Linked DNA regions of Mus musculus: region 1 is linked to region 2. Evidence: chromatin loops called from intact Hi-C (ENCODE). Cell type or tissue: heart. All regions are shown on one strand. Links, peaks and the distances in the headings refer to the core of each region. The heading gives the core; the rest is flanking DNA.

What was found. A loop is a pair of places that touch in the nucleus more often than their neighbours do. Peaks named below come from ENCODE experiments on the same cell type or tissue, not always from the same donor. Only the 100,000 strongest peaks of a DNase experiment are listed, where the experiment ranks them.
Region 1: a loop joins it to region 2, with 2.7 times the contacts of the local background. A loop is called at or near these places in 7 of 42 quality-filtered maps.

Annotation. Positions count from the first base shown.
Region 1 is chr10:4,430,262-4,435,637 of GRCm38, reverse strand. It overlaps Rmnd1 (required for meiotic nuclear division 1 homolog), which reads left to right and starts at 3,250. Exons shown (of 13, transcript NM_025343.6): 1 at 3,250-3,372. It overlaps Armt1 (acidic residue methyltransferase 1), which reads right to left and starts at 3,033. Exons shown (of 5, transcript NM_024261.2): 1 at 2,927-3,033; 2 at 705-810. The coding sequence starts at 2,967. In heart, for the core only: CTCF peaks have their summits at 2,096 and 4,517; DNase peaks (open chromatin) are centred at 2,967, 3,297, 4,667 and 5,087; H3K4me3 peaks cover 2,906 bases; H3K27ac peaks cover 2,477 bases.
Region 2 is chr10:5,159,590-5,164,965 of GRCm38, reverse strand. Syne1 (spectrin repeat containing, nuclear envelope 1) reads left to right here. Exons shown (of 146, transcript NM_001347711.1): 98 at 2,498-2,632; 99 at 3,405-3,514. Among named protein-coding and RNA genes, the nearest start is that of Gm51757, 160 kb to the left of the region's middle. In heart, for the core only: a CTCF peak has its summit at 3,207 (motif pointing right); no DNase peak of the experiment used is centred there.

The DNA of each region.
Region 1 (5,376 bases), core at 169-5,168, 730 kb after region 2:
GAAGGGGGAAGAGGAGGGGAGGGGCAGACTCTTGTGATCATCCTCCAGCAGTGTACAATCTGCATATGGTGGCTCACAACTGTAATCCACGTGTTCAAGATCTTTAGGTACTCAAAACCTTGTCTTAAATTAAAAGGACAGGAAGGAAGCAAGGCAGGCAGGGAGGGAAGAAGGAAGGGAAGAAGGTACAACTGCATGCCGCACAATCCAGAGATAACTGGTCCCATAGCTTTAAAGGCTTTATCCACATTAACGTAATTACTTACTTGTTGTTGTTTTCTCACCTGTTGATTAAACAGGCACGGTGAATTTTAAAGTCGTCCTCTACCCCAACCAGAAAGTCTTTCCTGTGTTTAATCACATTGTGTTGTCAAGCAACTGTAATCCCCACTGCCCTTCACCCCGAGGTTTGCACTTAGGGGACTCAAGGGCTCCAATTAGTAACACAGATGCTGTAAGACAGACAGGTCGCTGTGACACCTCAAAAGCTCTTCAGAGAAGTCAAGGCCATCATTTATGACCACTAAGGTCTAGGGAGACTAAGCTATTAGTGCACAGGTCAACCAGAGGCTACCTCAACACACAGAAAAGCAGGTAAGTATTTATGCCAGAAACAGTCTTTACATGAGAGCGGAAACCTTCTATAAATACTGTTATTCTTGTGAAGAACTAGCACAAAATTAAAGCTGAAATATAGTTCTTACCTCTCCATGTTTTTCAAAAAATTCACTTTTATGTCGATGCAATGTATCAATAACCTTGGTTAAGATCTGCGGTGTTCTGTCCTTAATCGTAAGATATGCAAAGGACCTAGGAGAGAGTCCAATATCATGCATTACTCAGTAGCTTTGACACTAGAAGGCATGCCCAATTTTAGTTTCTGGAACACCTCATTTGGGTCCAAATTCCTTTTCATATGACTATTTTAATACACCAGTTTTATTTGCTTTATAGATATGAGACTGAACTCCTAAACTGCTCACTTGTCTTGTACGAATGAAGCTCCAGAAGAGGAGAAAACACAGCGGCACACAGCTGGAACCCCTGCTCAGGAGGACAGCAGGAAGAGGAGCAGGAGTTTAAGGCCATCCTGGGATAGATAAGATTCATCTGGAAGGAAGGGAGGAAGGGAGGAAGGGAGGAAGGGAGGAAGGGAGGAAGGGAGGAAGGGAGGAAGGGAGGAAGGGAGGAAGGGAGGAAGGGGGAAGGGAGGAGAGAGGGAGGGAGGAAGAGAGGGAGGGAGGGAGGGAGGGAGGGAGGGAGGGCTGGATGAAGGATGGGAGGGAAGAAGGCAGAAGACCCGAGACAATGTGGAACTCTACTGTCATGACCACTGCACAAACTGTAGTACTGGGTTCTGCCCCAGAACTTGACTGAATCATTTTCTTTTCCATCTACTCAATTTCTTTTTCTAAATCAGAAACGACTTCAGCAATGTGGTTAAGTTCAAAAAAGGACAGGTCTTGCAATTCAACAGGCTCTGGTCCTAGGTCACTGGCTTAGAAAGATGAAATGAAAATCTCAAAGTGGTTTTGATTTGCATTTCCCTGGGTAGGGTATGTGCAGGTGACTGCTGGGGCCAGAGGCTCTGGATCCCCTAGAGCTAGAGTTACAGGGCAGGGTAGGCCACACCTAAGCACCTAGGAACTATTCCAGGGGCTGGAGACAGGCCTCAGCAGGGAAGGGCACCTGCTACCAAGTACAACCTCCTGAGTTCGATCCCTGGAACCCACATGGTAGAAGGACAAAGGGGACTCCCTACACAAGTCGTCCTCTGACGTCCATTCCTGGGTAATGTCACAGGTGAGTGCCACACTCCCCCAACACATAAAAACTAATTAAATCATTTGAAAATAAAGTATTTGAAATATGAATTTGGAGCCTAGTGGTGTCTCCCTCTATAATGACACAGAGTATAATGGCAGGAGTATTGGGAGTCCCAGGTCATCCTTCACTACATAATTCAATAGCTCCGTGTCAAAAGAAAACCAACCATCCAGCCAGACAAGAAGATTGGCTACTTAGCCAATGCTTATTTCTGCTCTTACTTATAACTTTGCTCTCAGCGTTGTAGCATATTGTAATTCCCCCTTTGTCCACAGGTTTGCCTTCCCAGGGGCACTCAACCAGTTTAAAAACATTGCAAGTGGAAAATTCCAGCAGTCAACGATCTGTAAGTTTTAAATAATTTTAATTAAATTTAAAGTAAACTAACGTCCCACTAATTGTTCCATTTTGCTATTAGCTGTTTTGGTGAATCGATTGTGCCTAACAAATTTCATGAGAAGTGTGTATAGGGGGGAAAACTCTAAAGATGAAAATTGCAAGAACTACTTCTAATGATGTTTATTTTGGGGGCCAGTGAGATGGCTCAGTGGGTAAAGGCACATGATAAATCTGCTGCCCGCGACCGAGTTCTCGTTGAACTCCTGAGAGGTGAAGGAACAAAATCGGCTCCAGAGCTGTCCTCTGACCTCTAACGCGAATAATGGCATGTGCGCGCACACGCAAAATTAGGACGTTTTTAAATATAGAGTTATTAGTTTGACCCATACCATTAATACACACCGCAGTAGGTATGAGTCCTAATTGTTGGCCCCCGCAGCGCCTTTCCTTCTCACTTGTTAGAGACAAGCTTTTTCCTAATGTATCCCACAGTGAGCTCGAACTCACTACGAGCTCAAGCTGGCTTTAACTCGCAGCAATACTCCTGCCCCAGCGTCTCAATTCGGGACAGAAAGGAAGAAGGTACACAGCGGAACTAGCTAGGTCCTGACGCCGGCCAGCACAGCGAGCCGGCTCTCTCCCACCGAGGTGGGACTCGAACTCTCAGCTTGAGGATCCGGCGCTCCCGACCGCCCACAGCTTCCTCACCCAACATGGGTTTTTTCTCCCAAGAGCGCAAGAAAAAAAAAGCGAGACGCACCCCTCGTCCTTAGCGGAAAGAAACGCCGGGGACTCGGCCATCACACCGGCACCACAAGCCACTCAACTGGCGTCGCCCGGGGTTCAACGGCCGCGGTTCCAGAAAGGAAGCGTTGGAGCTTTTTTTTTTTTTTTTTTTTTTTTTAAGCGCTTTTGAACTCAGAAACTTTATTTGGTGGTCTGGCCAGGGTCAGAACATGGGGCGCAAGGGCCTTCCGGCTACGCGAGCGGAAGCCCTGGAGGACCGGAGGCGGTAGCCCGCCGAGCGGAAGGGGGGGGGGGGGGCGCGGAGCGGTCACGTGTTCGGACGGTCACGTGTCCCAGCTTGCCGGCCTGGGGCTTGCAGTGCGCCTGCGCCGCAGCGGGGCGGGGCGGGGTGTGTTTCCGCAGAGGTTCCTGCGGCGGGAGCGTGCGCGTGGGCGTCGCGGTCGTCCTCTCCGCGCACAGGTCAGTGCTTCGCGCTTCCCCAGCCGGAGAAGCTGGTGAGGAGGTGTGGGCTTCGGCCAGGGCCTGGGAATTTAGCCGGGAATCCGAAGCACCTCAAGCCAAACACTCCCGACCCCGCCGAGTTGGAAGCAGGGCATAGTAGTAGCTGCCAAGGTGCATGAAATCACCTTGAACTTAGGAACTGGAAGAAGTGCTCCCAAAGGTCAGCCCCACTTACCCGCTGAATCTAACCTGGATGCAGCCGCTTTTTTCATTGATGGTATTCTGCATCTCATGTACAATATATTTTGGTTATGTCCACCACCACCCCCAGCCCTGCCGTCAAACGCCTAGGCCTACCCATGTCCCACTCCCAACTTAAAACACTAAGTGCAATTAGTGCTATCCTTAGGCACATGGACATATTATGCTTAAGGATAATGCTCAAAAACTGCAGCTCCCTTGTGTTTCATTTTAAAAATTTACTTGACGCCTCTGTGCCCAAGGACACTACTGTCACTGAGCATAGGGGGACAAACACAGAAACCTGCTTTTGAAGAGAGGCAAAAATCTCCTTTATTGCTTTCTGATATCACTGTCGCTAACTAATATATATTATCCCTTATTTGCTCATTTCCAGAGCTAGCATACTGCACACGGTAAGGAGTAGTCATTGCATGAATTAAAAAGCTAAAAATACAAGGTATGTAAGTGGTGCTAAATATGAGGACAAAGTAAAAAATAGCAAGAGAATGGATGAGTGTTGGTTATAAGTATTAATCCTGTCACTCCAGAGGCAGAGGCCAGCCTGGTGTACAAAGCAAGTTCCAGGCCAGTCAAAGAGAGAAATTATAGGTTATCCAGAGAAATCCAGTCTTGAAAATCCAAAGTGGATGTGATGGATGTGTGTTGGTTATATGTATTATACCAAGTCACTGAGGGAGTCAAGTCCTTAGGAGGAGAGCTTGTGGACAGGTGAGTGGAAAGGCCCAGAGGGCCTGGAACAAAGGCATTCTATAGGGAATGCTGCAGTGTTGCAGAAGGCTCAGAAGGGCGTTTTAGGGGCATTGGCTTTTATTGTAAATGTAAAGCCATCATCAAATTTGACTCTGGGAAAGGATAGGATTCTAGTTAAGGTCTCAGAATTTTTGCTGTAGTCCATTGTGAATGACCTGTAGGAGGCTGTAAACAGTGGCAGGGAGCCAGTGTGCCAGTTGCCTTTCATGTGACAAGCTGCCTGAGGAGAAGCAGCTGAAGGGAGGAAGGGTTTGCTGCTCATCTAGAGTCCTGCATGGCAGATTAGGCATGGAGGCGGGAGCAGGCAGGGGCCATGCATTGCTCCACTAGAAAGTCCAGTGGTGAAAGCCGGCAACCCATCCCCATGGTATAGTCCTATCCATATTTCAGGGGGTCTTCCCTCCTGTTAACCTATCCCAGAAAGTCTGTCACAGACATAGCGGTGAGTCTCCATGGTGGTTCTGAGGCTAGTCAGATAAAGGTGAACCATCATAAACAGGTAAATGGCTATTATAATCATCATGGGAAAAACCAGAAACTCGGGACAGGTGGCAAAAGTGTTTGCGGTGGGTACTGGTCAGAAAAGGCCAGTGGATTTACTGACAGACGAGTAATAGGGACTGAAGAGAAAAGCAGAAGCAACTTCCGGGTTTAGGGCTTAGGCAAATGTGAGCATGTGACTGGCACTTGAATAGGGAAGGCTGTGGTTTGTGGAAGCCTTCAGATGCCCAGTTTTGAGCTTGTTACATTGTTGGTGCTCAGAGGGATTTAGAGATAAATATGTGCTACTCATCCTGATGACGTATGAAACACGGGGTCGGGTAAAGTCACCGGGAGACTGATTGGGAAGAGAAGTGGCCCAGAGTCTGAGTCCTGATGTATCACATTCTTGAATAGATGAGGAACCAGCAAAAAAAGACCGAAGGAAAATGGCCAATGTGGTATTCTAGAAGCCAAATAAAAAGCTGCTTCAGGGAGTGGGCAGTGAGTTGATGGGCATCCAGTGCC
Region 2 (5,376 bases), core at 257-5,256:
GTGTGGGGGGGGGGGGGTGAGATGAAGGGAGAAAGCAGCATGTTTTGGGATTGTCACTTGTAATTATCACACCAAGTCCCTTAAAACCCCCAGGGACACTTTTTGAATTTGTAGAATGGCAAGCACTGTGCCCACAGTTAGCTGACACTTGACTATGTTATTCTCCTGTACCCCTCAACCCCGGCTCACACACACACACACACACACACACACACACACACACACGGTTTCTCTGTGTAACTCTGGCTGTCCTAGAACTCACTCTGTAGACAAGGCTGGCCTTGAACTCTGAAATCCACATATTTTTGCCTCCTGAGTTCTGGGGTTAGAGGCATGCACCACTGTCACCCAGTTTATTTTGCTAATTCTAATGGCACTGAAAGACTCTTGTTTGGACAGGAGCTATTTAATACTGGGGGCAACTATCAGAGGAAAGGGTTTCTCTGTTATGTAGCCCAGGCTATTCTGGAACTTACTGTGTAGAACAGACTGGCCTTCAACTCACAGAGATACACCCGCCTTTGCCTCCAGGCTACTGGGAACTATTTATTATACAGACGTATATAATTAGCTCTTTTTGAATAACATACATTCAAAAATCAAGAGTCCTAGAATTAATTCAAGTCTTAGGAGATTCATAGGTGGAGCTGGGAGCCATTTTCTACTTTCTTTATAAATTTATTTTATAAGCATTTTTATATTCTTAATTTTTATAGCTTCTTACAGTTTTGCTTCATCTTTGAAACTTTTAGACATACATAGAGTGTACAGTGTCGATCATGTCTGCTTCTTATTTCCCCTCCTCAGCAGGTCCCAGGACCCTTATAACATCTCTCCCAACTTGATGTCCTTTTTTAATTTTAATTTTTTAATGTCCTGAATCCAGTTAGTGCTGCCTCCTTATGAGTGTAGTGTTGTCGGGGTTGGGGTGAGTTAAGGCTTTCCTGCCTCTTGAAGTGTCCCGGTGATTATCGCCCCAGCCCCCTCCGAGGTTGACCACTTCCTGCAACTCTTGAAAACAGAGTTGAAGAGGCAAGGCTGGGGCGGGTGGGGGTGGGGAAGCCAAGGATGTTCAGCCATCTTGGAAGCCCTTGCTGCAAGTTATTAAGCTCTGCCGCCTTGTGACAAAATGACTGATGGAGACAACTTTAGGGAATGAGAGACTTGGTTTTTTTGCTTTGTGTTTTCAGAAGTTTGACTCAATGACACACTTACTAATGATAGTGGCAAGGCAAAGATATCATGGCTTAAGGGCAAGGCAAAGCTTTAAAACTCAGGCAAGGAAAGAAAAAGTACCCTTCAAATGCCACTAATGACCCTTTCCCGGTGGGCTGCTTTTCTCCTTGTTCCACCTCTTTTCAGTTGTCCACCCCGATTTTTAATCCATGGGTAGATTAATACTGTGGATTTTGGCAGAGCCCTCAAGACCTAACAGACACAAGGAGCAGTTATGCCTTCCTATTCTCCCATGTGCCCTGTACCCAGCCAAAGTCCACAGCCAGCATTAACCTTCATGTCTTGCTCTTCTTGAATTCTAGAATGTGAACCCAACCGTGGATTTACTGTTTCTCAAAGGTGTTGATCTCTTTGGTTGATAACCTTTAAAAAAAAAACAAAAAACAAAAACAACAAAACAAAAAAACAAAAACTGTTTAAGAAGCAAGGACTTGCTACTGTGCCCATTTTGGATAGATAACATGAGAGAAATGTTGGCCGGGCGAAGCTTTTAGAGGAGGGACAACAAAGTTTGACATGTAATGATTATCTGGGTAGCATTTTACCTTTGTGTGATTTTAATATGTTCATAAAAGGGTTGAGTTTTATATTTATGTGGAAAAAATTTAGAATAATACTTGAAGACTACTCTGGAAAAATGGGCTTCCTTAGAAATAACCCTGGACATAATCACCTGCTTACTCTTGTTCCTAAAAGTCTCAAAGTCTTGTGTCACCATCACTTTTTTAATGGAGTGCAATGATGGTGATGAAGTCATTATCCCAACTACACCAAAGGAGTTGTCTTTCCAGTGAGGTGAGGTTTTCCTGTGAGTGGTTTCAACCCTAGGACAAGGGACTGAGGTGCATAGTGTAGGTACCAAAGCAAACCTGGCCTCCAGGTTCTCCCAGCATCCTTCAGTCCCTACCTGACATACTCCTCCCCCTCCCCCAACCCTAAACTTTCCAGCCCTGGGGCTGGGCACCATTCCACTGTATAATCCAGCATTCTTTGTCTCCTTGTTCAGTCTCTCTCCCTCTCTCTCTCCTCCTCCCTCTGACACCCACACTTTTTCTCTCCTTTACCATCATCTCCTCTGTCTCCCTTTCAATGGCAACTTCCCTCTCCTCCTTCCTTGGGGCCAGAGAACTCGCCCGCCCCAGAGCAGCCTCCCAATAAACCTACACTTCATATAATCTATTTGGCTTGAATTGGCTCATTTCATCGGCAGAGAAACAACTTTTCAGTGTGGCCCCTGATTCCTGTCTTATCTTGTTCAAAGCAGGGAGTCACACAAGAGAAAGAGGAGAACGATGTTGACTTCACAGACACCCAGAGCCCCGGCGTGCAGGAATGGCTGGCACAAGCCCGCACCACAAGGACCCACCAGCGGCAGAGCAGCCTCCAGCAGCAAAAAGTAAAGCCTTTTCCACCTTCCTGTGGGCATCTCTGCCATGAGCAGAGCTTGCGGGCAGTGTTTCTGTGACCGTAGGTTTTGTTGACATGAGTTTTGTTTTGTTCTGGTTTCAATGCTGGGAACGGAACCCAGGCCAGGCCTGGGATCCACATCCCAGCATGGATATGGGTCTTGAGTAGTTCTTTGATGCAATGTTTGCTTCTATTTTACTATAACACAAAAGCCCCAGCAAGGCTTCTGAGAATGGGCAAAGCTCTGAAATGCATTTTTCTCCCCAAAGAAATGAAATGTGTTTCCTATTTTCTAGTAGACTCCTCACAAGACCCAATTGTAAATGGATGTGATACAAATGATTTCAGTCGATTAATTTTTTTAAGGAAACTAACTCAGTGTAAAAGGAATACATAAGTACCTTCTCATGTCAAAGTGTAAACTCACTTACTGTGAGTGCACGCAACTCAGATTGGCTGATAATCAAGTTTAACTGTCCTGAACTGATGTTTGTAAGGAGTCTGTCCTGGCTAGTCTGAGACAGCTTTGACTTTGAAAGGAAAGAATATATTTCACCACATGAGGGCGCTGTTGTCCAGCAAAAATTTTCTGTTCCTGTTGCTTTTTCAGTATATTTAATCAGAACAAGAGTATTTGCCTAAACTGTGCTCAGATTTACAGTTATTAGAGCCCTCCTTACGTTCTGAGGAAAGGAAGCAGTGACGGTGACAGCCACCATCAACTGCTCTCTGAAGTGACCATAACGTTTGCGTTTGTGCAGGAGTTCGAACAGGAGCTGGCCGAGCAGAAGAGCCTCCTCCGCTCAGTAGCTAGCCGTGGAGAGGAGATTCTAACCCAACATTCCACCGCAGAAGGTTCAGGTGGCCTTGGGTATGTTTTGAAATTGCAACTTCCTTTTCTCGTGTTTCTCTGTCATTTGAAAAAAACGGAACACCTTGCTCCATAGTTACTTTCCACACAAGGCACTGACACCGCCCCCCCCCCCCCCCCATTCACTTTAGGATATTAAATGTCTCTGCACTGCCAAGCATTTTGCTGTGCAGATAGAAAAATGGCTGCTGATAATGACTAATGAGTTTGCCTTCCTGGAGGCCCAGCACACATATCATTTTCTGAGTCAAATGTGTTATCAAATCACATCTGTGATATTTCCAACTGATGACTATACCTAATCAGAGTGTTTTCCTCTTGAGAACTCCTGCAGAATATTCTTAAGAAGTAAAAATAATAATAAAAAGGATGTATATGCAGGCTAAGTGGTAGACTTCCAAACAGCTTTCTTCCTATAATCCCTACATATAAAGTTTTTTATCCTGGGGAGTAGGATTGGAATGGACACTTTGAAAGTCTTACATACAGAAAGATGAAATATTCGACTAGACTTCTCAACAGGAGGTTTTTATTTGCAAGCTGGAAAGGTAACAGGGCTACAGCCAGTGGGGTATGCCTGTGACTTGAACCACGGACCTTGGGTGTCTTGGCTTGCTTACCTACAGAGTTATGATAATACGGAGCAACCATCAAGACAAAATGTTTTGATAATGATACAAAGAAAACCCTTTCCTTTTATTTGTTTTTGCCATGACAGGTATTCTCTGGTTTCCCTAGAACTCACTCTATAGATGAGGCTGGCCTCAAATTCACAGAGATCCACCTGCCCCTGCTTCCCAAGTGCTGGGATCAAAGGTGTGTGCAGCACCACCCAGCTCGGAAGCACCTTTTGTTCCTAGGGGTCAGTAAAGACCTGAGTGTCTGAGTGCAGTCTTTGCTTGTTTCTCTTGGCTCTTTCTCCTTGTGCTTTGTTTCCTGATTCTAAACCCTGTTTCAGCAAAATAATATAAAAAAGAGTAGATGTTAGAAAGATGTTATAAGATATTATTTATAATGTCAAATAATTGAAAAGGCAGGAGTACCTACTAGCATCAAGAAAAAAATTACAACATGGTATCAGAAATCTTACATGTGGAAGCTGAGGAACATTGTGAATTGAAACAACACATTGTATTCAAATGGATCACTGGAGATAACAGATGTGGCTACTAAAGTGTTTTTGTAGTTTACTCAACACTGACTCCGTGATTCTGAGTGTTGATATATTGCAGATATTATGGGATGCGTAGTTTTGACATTTAGGTCTCCCCAAATCTGTGAAAGCTGAAATAATTGCTACCGTCCACCAAGTTTAGAAAGATCCGTGATAAGGTCTTTAAAATACATCAGCAGCAAAGCCCCAAATGAAGGGGACGCTCGTCTAGGCTAGTAGAGCAGCGTGTCTTTTCTCTCACTACCCACTAAGCAGCTCTGAGGCATTCGCACATCTACAGTTTCTCAAGCCCTTTATTTATATCTCTGCTTTTGAGAAGGAGACAGCTAGTGAGTGCCGTCTGCTTGGCAGACAGTCGGTTCCACAAAAGAGCTATGGGAATCTTGTGCAAGTTTCTTGTGGTTAAAAAGAAAAAAAAAATGTTGCTGTTGTTTTTTGCTCCCTTCTCCTTGGCCTTCAGCGTTGGCTAGAGCCCAGACAACAGATAAACATCTACAAGTTGCTTTAGTTGCTCTTTCAAATATTAAACTCGTGTAAAAAGAAATCTGTCTTGCATGGTAGCTTTCTGTGAAGATTAACTTTAAAAGAGTGGTTCAAGATCTTGAACCACTTCGGAATTCTTCAATGGTTATACAAACTCCTTAGAAAAATCGCCCTTCAGTGTAACTGAGTCCAGTTCACACCTTCT